Regions from separate parts of the Homo sapiens genome. Here region 2 is linked to region 1. Evidence: read pairs that join two places in POLR2A ChIA-PET (ENCODE). Cell type or tissue: K562. All regions are shown on one strand. Each heading gives the region's core, and the rest is flanking DNA. Links, peaks and the distances in the headings are about the cores only.

What was found. Peaks named below come from ENCODE experiments on the same cell type or tissue, not always from the same donor. Only the 100,000 strongest peaks of a DNase experiment are listed, where the experiment ranks them.
Region 2: POLR2A ChIA-PET joins it to region 1 with 6 read pairs; 2 of 35 experiments call an interaction of 5 or more read pairs at or near these places.

The regions. Positions count from the first base shown.
Region 1 is chr4:8,590,970-8,599,287 of GRCh38, reverse strand. CPZ (carboxypeptidase Z) reads right to left here and starts at 6,523. Exons shown (of 11, transcript NM_001014447.3): 1 at 6,367-6,523. The coding sequence starts at 6,454. RefSeq lists an enhancer at 4,846-5,520. In K562, for the core only: a CTCF peak has its summit at 4,678 (motif pointing right); DNase peaks (open chromatin) are centred at 4,707 and 6,597; H3K4me3 peaks cover 1,068 bases; H3K27me3 peaks cover 1,522 bases.
Region 2 is chr4:8,376,775-8,385,092 of GRCh38, reverse strand. It overlaps ACOX3 (acyl-CoA oxidase 3, pristanoyl), which reads left to right. Exons shown (of 18, transcript NM_003501.3): 14 at 3,486-3,601. Among named protein-coding and RNA genes, the nearest start is that of ACOX3, 60 kb to the left of the region's middle. RefSeq lists enhancers at 2,413-3,011, 3,012-3,611, 8,318. In K562, for the core only: no CTCF peak of the experiment used is centred there; no DNase peak of the experiment used is centred there; H3K27me3 peaks cover 3,350 bases.

The DNA.
Region 1 (8,318 bases), core at 161-8,160:
TCACCCCCATTTCCCAGGCATGAAAGCTGCGTCTGAGAGGTCACATGACCTGCCTAAGGACAGACAGGCAGCAGCAGGCGTCAGTGGCATCCATCTGGCTCGAAGCCCGGGGCTGGGCCATGGTGCCCACAAGCCTGATGTCCAGGACAGAAGAGCCCTGAGGTGGCATCTGTGAGTGCTGGGGCACAAGTACCTCTACTGTGGCCAATCTCAAGCTTCCCACCGTAAGCCGCTGAGTCCTCAGAAGATTCCAAAAGTTTTAACTGTCAGCCCCCGGAGCCCTCACCAGCAGGCACTGCTGCACCCAGACCCAGGCCCCTCCCAGAGTCAGCCACGCAGGCTCCGTGCCCCCAAGGACACCACCAGGGTGTGGCCTCTCCCCATTTCCTGAATCAGGGGCCCTCTTCCAAGAACAAAGGATCAACACACAAAACCATCCTCACAATCGTGGGGTTTCGAGGGCCCTTTCTGAACCCAGACATGTGAACCCAACAGTAAGGCCTCTGAGAAGGCCAAACACAGCCAACCCTAAGCAATGCTGGCTGCTAAGGGCCCTGTATGAAGTGGGACCCAAGGCTCTGTGTGCATCAGGCAGCGAGAACGCATCCAAGGCGGGGAACCCGGCATCAGATTTAAAACCCGGCTAGTGCTGGGACGGGCCCATGCCGGAGCCCACCTGGCCAGAGAGGGGGCAGGCTGGGCAGTGGGAGCAGCAGGAACCCGGAGAAGGGGACGTGACCCACAGGCAGGACGTGTGGAGTGGGTGCAGGGGGCCAGGGAGAAGGGGGCAAGCAGGCTGGAGCAGAGGAAAAGGCCTGCCTGCCTGGCTGTGACTTCACCTCCAGCCAAAACCTGGGACAGAACCTTGAGGCCAGGAGAGTGCAGGCCGCTTTTCGGAGCTCACCCTAGGATCTGGGGGCTGTGAAAACTTGGCTGAGCATATGGCAACTCTCCAAAGGTCAGAGAGACCTGGGCTGCTCTGTGGCCAGGCAGCTCCCACCCTCGGGAACTTCCTGGGACTGGGTTTCCCCACTGGGGACTGGGCAACCACAGTCCTGGATCCCTACACCATTCAGCTCACAGAGCTCTTGTGGGATGGGGACGTTTAGGGCACTAGTCCTCCACCAGGCACTCCTAGGAGAGCTCCCGTTTCCATCCTCATCACAGATGACAAAAGAGGTCCACACAGCGCTCTCCGGGCGTGGAACAGGCGTGTGCGGGCGGCCCTGGGGAAGACACGGCTGCCCTTGGGCTCACTCTCCCTCCCTGTCCAAGCTGGCAGGGAACATGGACTATGAACCACAAGGGCTGTGGAAGGCAGGGAAGATGCCCAGCCCCAGACCACCGGGCCCAGGTGCCAACCGCCACATCACAGCCGGGGGCCCCGGGCAAGTGGCTCTTTTGTGTCTCCATTTCCCCCATTTCACATGGGTTCATTATAATCATTTTGTAGGAATACTGTGAGATGAGACGACCTATGGTCCGAGCCCAGCACACGATCTTCCGGGGGGAAGAGGCTCCATCAGCCACAGTGTGCATCATTCCTGCGATGGTTTCAGAACAACCCGGAGACAAGCTGCAGGAGCCCTGCTGTGCTGAGTGTGGGAGAGCAGCAGGCAAGGGCACTGTTTTCCTAAAGCACCTGGGAGTGGGGCGGCCCTAACCCAAGAGGGGTGCTGCAGTGTGCCCACCTGCCCGTCCATGCCCGCGGACGCCCACAACGCGCGCTGGGATGAGCACAGAGGAGCTTGAGTCCCCCTGGATGACTGTCACGGGCCTGTGGGCGTGAGACTGTCCAGACACCCTCCCTGGCACCCTCACGTGACTCCCAGGCCTTCATGGTCCAGACAGAGCGTCCCCAGACTCCACCAATCTGCAGCATAAAGGAGGCATGACAGCTTGAACTTTAGGAAAAAAGGAATGAAAAAAAAGCTGGTCCGGGATTCTGCTTGAAATACTGTGCCCTCACCCCCCTGTCAGTGTGGCTAAAGACAACTGGGTGATGTTGGGAAGAGCAGATAAAAGGCTGGCATCCACACAGGGCCCTGTGTGAGCACCCATCCTGTGCAGGGCCCTGAGCGAGCACCGGTGTGCAAAGCTGGCCACCAGTGGGGCCACTCTGGCAGCAGGGTTTGCACTCAGCTGACCCGTGGTCTCATCCTGCACTGAGCTTGGACCGAGGCAGATGCTACAGCACAGTCAGCTCAAGGGTCAAGGTGATCTCAGCCCAGCACCCCTGCTCCACTCCCTGGGTACCCATCACAAGGCTCTGACGGTGCCCGGCTGGCACTGAGCGTGGCCTGGCCCTGAGCTGGCGAGCTTGGGTGAACCTGGAACTTTGTTTATTCACTCAGCAGACATGAGCGACTGGAAGAACTAACTTTGACTTGACCCTGGGAACTCTGCTGGCCTCAGGGAGCTACAAGGTGAGGTGTCCATCCCTGCACCTGCTCCTCCAAAGCCACCAAGCGCCCACACAAGTGACTGGACCATCACACAGGGACTGGACAGGCGATCCTTCCTGGCTTCCTGTGGCTTCCAGTCTCCCTTGTTCACAGATGAGGGCACTAAGACTCCAGGATGAACCACTGCCCGTGCCTCAGTTTCCTCATGTGTAGATTGGGATAAGGATCACGTCTACCTCATAGGGCTGTTGGAGGATCCATCAAGATTAATACAACAGGAGGGTGAGGTGCCCAGTGAATGCTCAACACACAGAGTCTTGGGGCATATCGTGGGCAGGAGCAGGACTATCCCCTGTGACCCCACAATAAGCCATGCAGCCCCATCGGGGTTTCCCAAGGGGCAGGAAGAGTGTCTGCTGGCTGGGTCACCCCCACTTCCACTGGCCGCCATGTGCAAGGCACAGAGAGGGGTGGGTTTGTTTGCCAGGGCTGCCCTAGCAAAGCGCCCACCATGCTTAGGTTAAATCAACAACAGCCGGGTGCAGTGGCCCACACCTGTAATCCCAGCACTTTGGGAGGCCTAGGCGGGTGAATCACGAGGTCAGGAGTTCAAGACCAGCCTGGCCAACATGGTGAAACCCCGTCTCTACTAAAAATACAAAAATTAGCCGGGCATGGTGGCACACACCTGTAGTCCCAGCTACTCGGGAGGCTGAGGTGGGAGAATCACTTGAACCTGGGAGGTGGAGGTTGCAGTGAGCCAAGATCACACCACTGCACTCCAGCCTGGGTGACAGAGAGACTCTATCTTGAAAAAAAAAAGCAACAACAGTTCAGAGCCCTGGAGGCTGGAAGGCTGGAAGTCTGCAGGTCTGCAGGGCCGCACTCCCTGTCAAGGCTCTAAGGGAAGAACTCTCCCGCCCCTCCCGGCTCCTGGTGGCCCCAGGTGCTCCTTGGCTCGTGGCCAGAGCACTCCAGTCCCTGCCTCTGTTGTCATGTGTGAACTTTGTCCCTGTGTCTGTCTCTGCCCAAATCTCCCTCTTCTTCTAGGGATACCAGTTATTGGCTTAGGGCCTGCCCTAATCCCGTGAGGCCTCATCTGAATCAGATTTCATCCACAAAGACCTTGTTTCCAAGTACGCTCCCATTCACAGGTGCCAGGGATTACATCATCAGTATGTCTTTTCTGGAAAACACAATTCTTCCCCCAACAATCAGCAAGCCCCAGTGGGTGCTGCTGTGGCCACAAGAGAGTCAGGATGGTCTGGGAGGAGCCCTCGGGGGCTGCAACTGCCCCAAGACCACACAGCTAGTCCCATGATGTGGCTGGGCCTTTGCCAGCTGCCTTGGCCTCCGTAGGCCTCTGGTTTTGCCCCTTACCACACGGGGGTGGGCCTGCTGACCCAAAGCCCACCCTCTGCCTCTCCCAGGCCGCACCTGCCCTGGCAGCCACAGAGCAAAGCCAGGACGACTGTGGCTGGTTAGGCTATTCACCATTGCTTCCCCACCCCAACCACCGTGGGACACAGACATCCCCGGATCCCCCTGCAGACTTGCAAACGCACAGTGGGGTGAAAGCCTATGCCCCTAGAAGGCTCTCAAGCCATGGTCTCCAGTACAGCAGCCACGAGCCACACGTGGCCACTGAGCCCTTCACATGTGGCAAGATCAAACCAATGTGTGCGATGTGTGAAATGCATACCAAATTTCAGACTTAGTACTAAAAACAGTGTGTTTCATTAATAATTTTTATATGAATGCCAAAATGCTGGAATATTTTGGACATATTGGGTTAAATAGAATCTGTTACAGGCCAGGCGTGGTGGCTCACGCCTGTAATCCCAGCACTTTGGGAGGCCAAGGCGGGTGGATCACGGGGTCAGGAGATCAAGACCATCCTGGCCAACACGGTGAAACCCTGTCTCTACTAAAACTACAAAAAATTAGTTGGGCGCGGTGGCAGATGCCTGTAGTCCCAGCTACTCGGGAGGCTGAGCCAGGAGAATGGCGTGAACCCGGGAGGTGGAGCTCGCAGTGAGCTGAGATTGCGCAACTGCACTCCAGCCTGGGCGACAGAGTGAGACTCCATCTCAAAAAAAAAAAAAAAGAATTTGTTATTAAAATCAGTTTCGCCTGTTTCTGTTACCTCATTAGTGTGGCTACTAGAAAATATAAAATTCTGTGCGTGGATGGCTTTGTGTTTCTGTTGGACAGCACTGGTCTGAAAGCGGCTTTTGAAATAGTTCTAAGCCTCTTAACCACGAGGTGGCAGCATTTCTTCAACAGGGGAGTGACAGCCCGTCAGTCCTCCCCCTCCTCAACTGACCAGTGGCTGTGCCTGGGTCAGGGATGAGACCTGAATGAGGTCAGAGAGGTCAGGCCATCTGCCCAGGTCACACAGCAGAGTTGAGGAGTCAGAATCTGAATCCCAGACCCTAGGACATGAAAATTACCTCCGTCCCCAGGCTCCAGTGAGGACAGGGAATCTTCCACCAGGGAAGGGTGAGGCAGAGAGGAGAGAGCACCAGGCTTGCTCTCAGCAAGACCCAGATGGCGAGACAGGGACATGGCAGCCCGGGGTGGGGGACCTGCACTGCAGGTGACCGGCTCTGCCCACTTCTGCCTGTGGGCTGGAAACGTCCTTGACTTCCACACTCGTCCATAAGAGGGGAGACTGGACTGGGGGATGAGTGATTTCTCCCAGAAACACTTGCCGATGCCACGGCTGTGCTCAGCACCTGCCAGGGACAGAGACCAGCCCATGCATCCTGCTGGGTGAGGACAGGGTGGTCTGTGCTGCCTGCGTGCAGAGGAGGAGGCTGCATTTCTTCCTGGGAAAGGGCAGGTCAGGAGAGCTTCCTGGAGGAGGGGGCTGTGGTCTCCAACAAGCCTATGATTCTAGATACTGTCTGGGCTCTCAGGGGCCAAGGGGAGGCCCACCCACAACACGGCACAAGCTCCAGCAGCACCCCACCTGCACACCTGCATGAGCACACACGCAGCGGGTAGAAAAGAGCCCAGAGGTAAGGCGAGGAGCAGAGGTGGGAGGAAAATCCAGGCATCAACAGGACGGAAAGGAAAAGTGTCGACACAGCGCACTGGGGTGGGGTATTGTGGTCCTGGCACATCCACTCGCAGGGCTCAGGCAGTTCTCAGGTATCCACAAACCCCAGAGAACAAGCGATTCAGAACCTGACACCCTGCACCCTTGAACCCACACACGGCCCCACTCCCGCAGGAGCCCAGATGTCTGCTTCTGATGAGAGTCCTGAGCACGGTTGGCTAGATGCACCCCCACACCTGGAGAGGCCGTGAGGCCAGACGGGAGCCCAGGATCCAGCCCCCAGCCTCTACCTTCCTGCTCCCCACCCCCGCTGCACACCCCTTGGGTGAGGTCGTGCGGGCAGACCTCCCAGAGGATCCCTGCGTCCATTCCCTCTCCGGGCCCCAGATCCCTCCAGGGGGCCCACGCCCCCTCCCAGCCCTTAGGGCCACTTCCGGAGACTTGCTGTCCACATCACAGCCCCAGCTGGGAGGGAGGGGTCAAGAGTTTGCCACAGCCCAGAGAGACTGTCCCGTTCCTGGAAAGACCCGGGGACCTTAGATGGCCTCTCACCCTGCAAAGTCCTGGCACCTGCTCCCTCGAACCCACCTGCAGGGCGCCCCTGCTGCTGTGTCCGACAGGAAAAAGATCTCACCCCCCGGCCCAGGCGTGGTGACCCTCTGCTGCCTGGGGTCCCGGCCTGGATGCCGTAGAGAGCCTCCCTGGTGTCCCCGTCCAGGGGAGAGGTCACACTACCAGTCCCAGGCCACATGCTGCCCACTTTGGAGACGTTCTCGCCAGGACCATAGGCGCGTGACCTACTGGAAGAAAGCTCCCGGGCCCCTGGGAAGCGACGGATCACACTCCCCAGAGGTTGCAGGGTGGAGGGTGGAGGGTGGGGGCAGGGGACGGCCTTACCGGCGGGGTTCCGCTCAAACTCGCACCCCGGCCGGGCAGCGGCGACGACCAGGACTGTAAGGAGCAGCAGCGGCAGCGGGGGCGGCATGGTGGGGCGGCGGACCTTGGACGGCCAGCGCAGTGATGTGGCACTCGGGCCGCGCGGGGCCGGGGCTCTGCGCTCGCTGGGCTCCCGCCCCCGGCGCAGGGAGGGCGCCCCAAACGCAAATGCCGGAGTCGGGTTACAGTGGGCAGCGCCAGAAGCTAGAGAGAGGATGCCGCTGGGGGAGGAGGAGGGGCAGGACAGCAGATAAAGGCCCCTGCCTGCCCCGGGCGGAGTGCCCCGCCCCGTCCAAGGGGCTCCCCGCCCCTCCTTGGGCCTCAGTTTCCCCATCTGCCACCTGAGTGCACTGTGGAGCTGGTATGCAGATTCCCTGCTGATCCTGCCTAAAACCCCTGGTCCCCTGCACAGGCTGCGTCGCGGGTGAATGCGGGTTCTGGCTGCAGCGCTGATCCCAGCAGACCAGGGCCTGTCAGGTGAGGAAAGTGAAGGCATGTCCCCACCTTTTGACCCTTGTCCCCTGTGTGGATGCGGGGAGGGGGCTTTGCTGGGTGGCTGGACCTTTAGGAGCCATGTGCCTCATGGGTTCCTTTGCCAGCTATACCAGTGCACCAGTAGCAGTCCCCAGAGCCAGCTGCCACTCAGCCAGCCCTGAGACTTAGGACAAGCCCCTTCGCCCAGAGGCTGGGGTAATGGAGACAGTACTCACTGTGGCCCCAACTCATTGCTGGCACCCAGCAGGTGCTGCTTCCTGCAGGTCATCTGCTCAAAGATGCCCATTTCAATACCCCCCGGGATCTGGGGCGCCTGGTGCTCAACCTTGCCCTCTCTCTGCCTGGACTCAGCTGGGTCCTTCCAGAAGCAACTCTGACTGCCCCGGCCAGCCTCCGGGGCCACAGTCTTTGACTTCCCTGTCTGAGCTTTCCAGCCCAGGTCTGAGGGCGAATTCAGACTCCATGCTTTCCCGAGCCCCAGCTGGCAGTGCACAGTCCCAGGGAGGGTTTTCCTCCTCCTCCCTGAGAGCTGGGGTGGGGACACCGTGCCTCCTTGTTGTCCCCTGCTGTGGCAGGCTTAGTTCTCGTGGACGCTGAGCGTTCAGCCGTGAGTGGCCCACCTGTTGAGGGTGTCTCCTAGCACAGCCCTCATTCTGGGCTTTTCCTTCCCAGTGGTACCTAAAACAGACAGTTTAAAATCAACGGCATTTTAGATTTGAGGAAATTGAGTGCTAGCTTGTGTCACTTTTTAAGACTCGGGGAGAAGAATTTGGTCATCTTTCCTGGAACCAGCTTCTCTCTTCCACAGTTAAGTTGGAAGGGACAGCCTCTAATCCACAGCGTCTCACCCACGAGGGCCCAACCCACCAAATGGTTCATCAGGGGCAAATCACAAGACAGGGTTAATCGTTCCCAGGGGTAAAAGAGGCATCCAAGTCGTCCCCATCACACCAAATCCCCAGACACTGTCCAGCCAGCCCAGCGGGCAATAGGCCACGGGGAGAGGACCCAGCCACACCTGTGCAGTCAAGGTGGGGCCAGTGAACCAGCAGGTGTGGCCAGAGCCAAGTCTGCAAGAGCACAGCCCCTGGGGCCGGGTGTGTGGTCCCATGGGGGGTGCCCTGCAGGACAAGTTTCTAGGAGAGAAGCCACTTTGTGTCATCAAAAGAGCACAGACTCACCGCTCAAAAGAGCGGCCCACCTTGGGGCTCATGAGGTTGGGGTAGGGTCAGCATGGCAGCCGGAGGAGCCTGTCAGTCGTTGGAAGCCTGCTCCCCAGCTGGACATGGTGTGTGCATGCCGGCATCCCCAGCACTTGCTGCAGAGCGGGTGCTGGGGATAAAAGTGGGTCTGACCCTGTTCCTACCCACCCTATGGCTGGACCCTTGAGAGAAGGGTGCTGGGGCTATGAGCACCTG
Region 2 (8,318 bases), core at 192-8,191, 210 kb after region 1:
GGAGGGAATGCGGTCACCCCATGCCACCTGGCAGGGGCCAGGCCATGGTGCCCTCGGTGGGGGGCTGCTGCGTGTGGGGGGCCACAGTCCTGAACACTTCCTTGGAAACAACAGATGCAGGTGAGGTCTGCCTTGGTGGGTCAGGGAATGTCTCCCACAAAACTGGCACCTGAGGGTGTCTCAGAGGGTCCGTGCGTTGTGCTTTTGGGGAGCACCGGCCATTCAGGAGCACCAGAGCGGCGGGCATGGTCAGACCCGGGCCTGTGATCTGGCTGAGGAGTTGGGGCCGCTGTCCAGGCCTTGCTTTCCAGGGCTTGCCTGGGTCAGAATCCGAGTTAGGAGTGCTCTGATGCTGACGCAGAGGGGACTGGACCCAGAGACGGGAGAGGAAACCGAGACCCGAAAGGCAGGCAGTGCATGCGAAGAGCTCACCATGGGGTCAAGGACAGAGCCCCAGCTGGGGAGGGGGCAGATCGAGGGGCAGTCATTGGGTGCACAGGGCGGCTGGGGGCACCTTCGAGAGTCCTTCTGGTGTGAGGCACATGGAAAGGCCGTGGTGACCCAGGATTCTGGGAGAGTCTTGAGGACAGAGGTTGTTGACGCTGGGTGTGTCCTCAGGCCGCCAGCAGCCGCATTCCGAGCAAGAGAATTCACTGCCCGTCAGTGCCCGTTTTCCTGCCTAGTTTGTTTCAGCGATACTTTTTCACTTCCACATTAACTCTGAAAATGACACACACAACACCCACCTTTCATTGTTTGCTTTCATGTGCTTTTTGGGGATCTTCTCCCCTGCACATGAACACATCAGACTGACATGATTTATTTTTTCACGAAAAACCAAGAACCAAAAGTAGAGTGTAAGGAAAAAACACAGTGCAAACATAACTCATTTCTCAAGCGTCCCTCTCACTTGAAGCCCACAGCACAGTCTAACTGGCCATCGACGTGAAGCCTCATGGATTAATTCTGGTTGCAGAGACAGATTGGAAAACTCGGGTAACTGCCGTGAAGTGTCCACCGCAGAGGGACACCTCCTGGGGCAGTGTTTGGGAATGGCCAGGACAGGCTGGGAGGGAAGCCCAGCCATGGCTGATGCGTGGTGGGACACGGGGGCCTCTGGTGTGGTCAGAAGGAATTTGCACAAGTGGTTTCTGGCCGGACCGTTTCCTTGGTTTTGTTGCTGTGTAAATAAGTCGTGGGAAGCACAACTGTACGGCGTCTACCTTTCCTTGCTGTTCGTGACCATCTGCCCTGCTGGGGAGAGCTTGGGATGTTGCAGAGCCTTTAGGAACAGGCGGTGGTCACAAGGGCCTCCCCTCAGCATTGGTTGCAAAATGGACCTGAGTTTTCCAGTAAAGTCCTGAAGGGTAGCATGTGAGGCTCAAGGATGACCCCTGGGCAGCCTGCCAGCAGCAGAGAGCCACGGCCTGGGCACTGAAGACAGCAGACAGTGACTCTCTTGGTGCAGAGGCAGAAACCCCAAGTCAGGATGGGGCAGGGCTACCCGCCTCCCTCTCGTGGTGGGGGGGCTTTTCCCGCCCAGGCTCCTGGCAGCTCCAGGAGTTCTTGGCTGTGGGTGCATCATGCCAGCCTTTGCCTCCTCTGTGACTTTGCTGTCTCTGCATCTTGTAAGGACACGTGTCATTGGATTTAGAATCCATCCTAGTCCAGGAGTCCCTGATGACCTCACCTGAATACCTCAACTTCATGACATCTTCAAAGACCCTCTTCCCAACAAAGGTCACATTCACAGCTGTGGGGGTCAGTTGGGGCCACCATTCAGCGCCCCATGCCTGGCAGGACTTGGCGAGGGGAGCCTTGGCTCCCTGAAGATGCCTGCATGGAGGAAGCCTCCGCCCAACCCTGCCTGTGCCCTGCCTGCGGGGTCAGCAGCACCCGTCTTTCCATCCCACTCCCTCTGGGGAGCTGAGACCTCCGGCAAGCCGCCTGACGTGTGAGCCTGGGAAACGGCCTGCTCTGGTTTGTGACGGGCTTCTCAGTTATGCCGTGAGGGTGAACAGATGTAACAGCCGAAAGCAGTCGGGTGTGCTGTGGCAGGAACTGCAACGTTGGGTATTTTCTTTTCTTTTTTTTTTTTTTTTGAGACGGAGTCTCGCTCTGTCGCCCAGGCTGGAGTGCAGTGGCGCGATCTCGGCTCACTGCAACTCCGCCTCCCGGGTTCACGCCATTCTCCTGCCTCAGCCTCCCGAGTAGCTGGGACTACAGGCGCCTGCCACTGCGCCCGGCTAATTTTTTGTATTTTTAGTAGAGACGGGGTTTCACCGTGTTAGCCAGGATGGTCTCGATCTCCTGACCTCGTGATCCGCCCGCCTCTGCCTCCCAAAGTGCTGGGATTACAGGTGTGAGCCACTGCGCCCAGCAACGTTGGGTATTTTCTTCCCAGTGACCTGGGCTGTGTGACATAGAAGGAAATCCCAAGCCCCACTGAGTTCAGCCTTTGGGCTCAGACTCAGTGTGGCTGATCCCCATTCTCCTGCCTGGGATCTCTGAGCAAGACCGGCTGCCAGGCAGAAGGCCCCTGCAGCCTGGAGGTGCCTCGTGTCTGGGCGCCAGGCCCTCTGTGCCTGGGCAGGGGGTGGGTGTGAGCGTGGCCTCCACATGTGGGTGGTCTGCACCCCTCCCTCACATGCTCGCCATGTACCTGGGTCCCTGGGCCCGTGTCCTCATCAGTGGGGTAGTAGCAGTACAGCCTGGTGGGGTCTCAGGACCATGCCTGGTCCATACGGAGTACTGTGGGAGGCCAGCTCTGGCTGTGCTGTGGGGGGCCCCGCAGATGTGGGCACCACTGCCAGGGGAAGGGGAGGACGAAGGGGGGTCTCCAGCTGTCCTGCCTGACACCCCACCCCGGGGCCTCCCTGTCTGCAACATCTGCTCCCTCCTGCCCTTTTGAGCTTTGTGGAAGGGGCCACGCAGGGGGTGAGGCCTTAGGTTCCCCCCTCCCCCACCATGTCAGTCCCCAGTTCCACAGCTCCAGCATGCGGTGAGGTCCAAGGGCCAGGCAGGGGGAGGCGAACGGAAGCACCCCTTCCTCTCGCCACTGGGCGCCACCGCCGGCCAGTTGTCCTGCTGCCCATGCAGTCCTGGCTGATGCTGTGGAGGCAGCACCACGCTTCACACAGACCGAGCCTGGTGCGTGCGAGAACGTGCAGCCGTCCCACTCGGGGGCCCACTCTAGCGGCGGCACCGTGTTCCTGTGGCCTCCAGGCTGCTGGAACAGTGTAGAACTCAGGACAGCCCTGGGCTGAGCCAGGAAGTGCCTCCAGCCAGGGGGGCCCTGGGCAGGTGCCCTCCCTGTGCTTCAGTTTCCCTACCTATAAAATCAGACCCACCCCATACACTTGGTTGTCAATGAAGACAACCTGGTACCTGCAGGATGCTGGCAGTGCCTTGTCCCTGGGGGTGAGTTGTGACAAATGCTGTGTTCTCTATTGTTACTTTTTCTCCTTCTGTTTGTCATTCCGAAGTCGCCCTGGCAGCATACAAGTGGCTGGTTTGCTACCTGCTCCGAGAGACTTATCAAAAATTAAACCAAGAGAAAAGATCAGGAAGCAGTGACTTTGAAGCAAGGAACAAATGCCAGGTAAGTATTTGTTTTCAAAATTCCCTTTTGTATTATTTGCTCTTAATTCCCTGGCCGTTGTGTCCCTGGGAGTTTGAACATCCTGGCAATTCAGGCCCCAGACCCCGAGCTCCCGTGACCTTGGGCAGATGACTTGATGACTTTGCTGCTTGCTCAGCTCCTCTGTAACACAGGGATGGCAGCACCTGTCTTGCTGGGCTGGGGAGGTCATGGATGTTACATTTACCGTGCCTGACGGTTCCCAGCCCGTAAACCAGAGCGGTGAAGCTCTGGGTTGTGAGAGCCTTGGATGCACAGAGTGGCGGAGACACCATTGCGGGCACTCAGAGCACTCCCTCCTGACTCGTGGGAGTGATGCCAGCGCCCTGCTTGGTTTTCCACAAGTTGCTCTCGCCTTCCCGAGGGGCTGGGGTGGCAATGGTGAGTGGGTCATCGTTGGCCTTGGAAAGCGCTTTGGTTCTCACACTTGGACAGGGCTGTCTCTCATGTTCCAGGAAGCCACAGGGAAAAAATAGCCTGTTATAAAACACCTTGTCATGCCAGGAACCTTCCAGCCCTGTCCCAGCCATCTGCCCTAGAGCAGAGCCCAGCCCCCACCCTGTCTAGGGGGCAGCCGGTGGGGGCAGTAGGGCTCCCGGATGTGTCTGTGGGTGCCATGAGCACTCTTGGCTGGAGTGCGCCAGCCCTAACCATAGCTGTGGGGAGACTCAGGCCATGAGTGTTGTGCAGGGAGGCCGTGGATACGGAGAGAGCTGCTGTCACCCCTTCTCCCTAGCGTCGGTTCATGAGGTTATGGGTCACCTTCAGTAATGAAGCTGCTATGGGGACCCAGGTCCACATCTGCCTGTCTCTGGGAAGGCCCAGCACCTCACAGCCTGCTGCTGGGGGGCAGCCCCGCCCCTCAGGCCAGCTCCTCTAGGAACCTGCTAGACACACCTGCCCTGGGATGAGGAGAGAAGGCAGGAAGGATGGGCTCCTGTCAAGCTCAAAGAAACCCAGATTGGGCCAGGTGCAGTGGCTCACACCTGTAATCCCAGCACTTTGGGAGGCTGAGACGGGTGGATTACAAGGTCAGGAGATCAAGACCATCCTGGCTAATACAGTGAAACCTGGTGTATCCTAAAAATACAAAAAATTGGCCAGGCATGGTGTCATGCGCCTGTAGTCCCAGCTACTTGGCAGGCTGAGGCAGGAGAGTCGCTTGAACCTGGAAGGTGGAGGTTGCAGAGAGCCGAGATCGCACCACTGCACTCCAGCTTGGGTGACAGAGCAAGACTCCATCTCAAAAAAAAAAAAAAAAAAGGAACCCATATTGAATTTATAACTGAAAAGAAATGAAGTCAGCAGGTGGCCAGGGTCTGTAAAACTTGTAGTTTAGGGCCATGGTGACCAAAGCGTGAAGTGACCCTTCCAGAACAGGCCGCCTTGTTTACCCACCTTGGGTGATACACAGCAGGTTGGGTCATTCAGAAACCAGTGGATGCCTGTCAGCTTCCACTGCTCCCTCCTCTGCAGGCCACATCCTTGCGTTAAGGTGGAATAGGCTGCTGCACTGGCTCATGTCTGTAATGCCAGCACTTTAGGAGGCTGAGGCAGGAAGATCGCTTGAGCCCAGGAGGTTGAGGCTGCAGTAGGCCGTGATCACATCACTGCACTCCAGCACGGGCAACAGAGCAAGACCCTGTCTCAGAAAAGAAAGAAAACATTTTTTTAATGGAATAGAGATTCTCCAAAGAGTTATGAAACAAGAACCCCAGAGATGGGGGGCACAAAAGGACCCCCTTCCTAACAACACCTGTGTCTCTTAGAACTGCCCGGTAGGTCCTTAGCACCCCCTTCCAGCCCCGATCTATGCTGGGGACCTGGCATGTGTGACCCCACAACACCCCGAGTGTGTGGCTCAGCTGCTGAGAAACCCCTCCTCACCTGTAGCTTTTCCTTCGAGAACTTGGTAGCAGAATTTCACGGAGGGCTGCGGCAGAGGCCAGGAGGGGTCCTGGGTTCTGATCCGGCTGAGACGGTGACCCTGGGCTGAGCTGTGGAGCTGACAGACACCCACAGACACCAGCCCCAAGGCCTTGGAGGGAAAACAGTTGCCAGGGCAGGGCTTCGTGTTCCAGACCTGCCCCGGGTCGCGGAGCTTTTAAGAGCAGGGGACATTTGTGATAGCTGAGAGCCCTTGGGGCCCTGGGCTGAATGCTAAGGGGGCCCAGGGGAGACGCAGCCCCTTCCCCTGCAATACGGCATACCAAGAAAGCCTCAGCCTAGACCAGCCTTTTCAGGAAGATGGGAACCGGAAGCTGTTAAAAAAACCATCGGATTTGGCTGCATAAAGGTTCAGCATTTCTGCATTGCAAAAGACGCTCTAAACAAAATCGGAAGACACACAGCAGCCTGTGGAAGCCCACGTAACATGTCGCCGACGGAGAACACCCCCAGGAAGGAAGGAATTCCTTCAGATAGATGCCAGCCTGGTCGGAAACCAGCCCCAGCAGCCACTGACCTGGAGCCAGGGCCAGGAGCTGCAGGTCAAAGCCACACTTCCACAGGCATCAGGCTGGGCTTGGGCAGCAGCACCGTTCATGGAGAGGGTGATGGCTGTGTCCTTTGGGAAGGTTACTGACCATTTTTGTTAAAAATGTGCTTACTCTTTGACCTGGTGGAGAAAATCTATTAACTTTTAAACATTTTCTGGCTCCTGCCAGTAACTGCTATCCACCATTTACCCACTGTAAGCCTGGCATGCACAGAAAGGTCTTTAAAAATGCATTTCTCTCATTTTTTGGCTGAGTGACACCTTTACATGTTCAACAGCCAGTAGATACAAAAGATGGGTGGTGGCGTCCCTCCTCCCTACCTCTAGCCTGGGAGTAAAAAGATGGGCGATGGCGTCCCCGCAGCCTGCCTCCAGCCTGGGAGTAAAAAGATGGGCGGTGGCGTCCCTGCAGCCTGCTTCCAGCCTGGGAGTAAAAAGATGGGTGGTGGCGTCCCCGCAGCCTGCCTCCAGCCTGGGACCAACCCCTGCCACAAGGGCTCGAGGTTTCCTTCAGGGATTTGCACATCAGAAGGCGGACAAGGACGAGGACATTTGTTCTCCCTGAGCCACACGCTGGATTCTGTACCTGGGTCATTTCACGTTGTCTACTTTGGGAGTGAAGGAAGTTGAGGCCAAGAGAAATGCCCAAGGTCCCCCAGCTCGCCCGTGCCGGGGCCAGGATTGCACCCGGGCCAGCTGTCACAGAGTCCAACCCTTTCCCCAGGCTGCATGGCTGCAGTCTGAATTTGGACAGTTTGGGGTTTGTTTTTTTGCCTGAAGTATGCATTGCCTCTTAAAATGTACTTCACCAACCAGAGTGTACCAGACTGGGACCCTCTCCTCTCTCCTGTGCTGAAGGTTTACGGACAGCTGACCTTAGCTGCATCGAGCCTGAGAAGTGCCTGTCACAGTCCTAGCTGGGGACAGTTTGGCAGCTCTGGAGGGGCAGCTGAGGTGGTCCAGAAGATCCCCCTAGAGCAGAGCCCAGCCCCGCCCTGTCTAGGGGGCAGCTGGTGGGGGCAGTGGGGCTCCCGGATGTGTCTGGGTGCCGTGAGCACTCTCGGCTGGAGTGCGCCAGCCCTAACCGTAGCTGTGGGGACACTTTGTCCGTGGGGGAGGGACTGCACCTGAGGCATTACTGTCCCCCCGGGTCGCCAGAGTCCATACCGCATGGGATGCTTCCTGGGCCCCAGCCCACCTTGGTTAATGCTGTGGTCAGCTCTGCTGGTTGCCATGGCAGACACTGTTTAGGGAGCCCATCCCCAGAGCCTGTGTCCCCCCCGGTGACTGCTGGCCTTACGTGGACCTTTCCTGGAAGAACAGCGCAGTATCATGCAGGCAAATCCTGGGGACTGAGATGCCGTTGAGTACAGTAGAGCTGCCATCGCAGGCGCTTCCTGTGAGAGAGCCGCCCTGACCCCAGCAGCACCACGCAGGAGACAACGCTGAGGCTTGGAGCCATGACGCCTTTTGCTCACGCGCAGAGCTGCAGAGCCGAGTGACGCTGTGTTTCAAAACTCACTGGCACTCGCGATGCATTATTTGACAGCAGCAAGGTTCCAGGAGGGGCTGTCTTTCTGGCCCCCGCAGCATGTCTGGCCTGTGCCATCGCTGTATCAAGCTGTGTCACTTTCATGGAAAAACACTGAAGCAGTGCCGCTCTAACACAGCAACTGTGCAGGCGACGGGGAGAGTGGTGCGGGGCACAGGGCTCACTCAGATTCGGTTCAAGGACGGCCTCTCTGTGCCTGGGCCCTGCTGGGATTGGCCTCATCTCTGGGTTCGCAGAGGACCCATGGCGAGAGGAGAGGCCCTCGTGGTGTGGGAGCACGTTTTGGGGTGTGGGCAGGATTCAATGGAATTATCGTGTTCTCGTGGACACAGGAGCAGCCTACGGGGGTGCAGATGCCGTCACCCGCTTGTTTCATGGAAGGTGGAAGGAGGAAGGGCTGAGGCCTGGAGCTGCAGCACCACACCTGGCAGCTCCCCCACAGGCCTGTATTATCAGCCTCCTGCCAGAGGCCTCAGGTGGGAGCCTGAGGGCTGCCCCACCTCACTCGGCAGGGCTCTGGGAAATTTGGGTGCTAGTCCTACCTAGCTGGGGTCTGTCAGGCAGTCCCTACTGCCCCAGAGCAAGTCCAGATCCTGCCACCAGCCCTCACTCACCAAAACCAAGGCCCA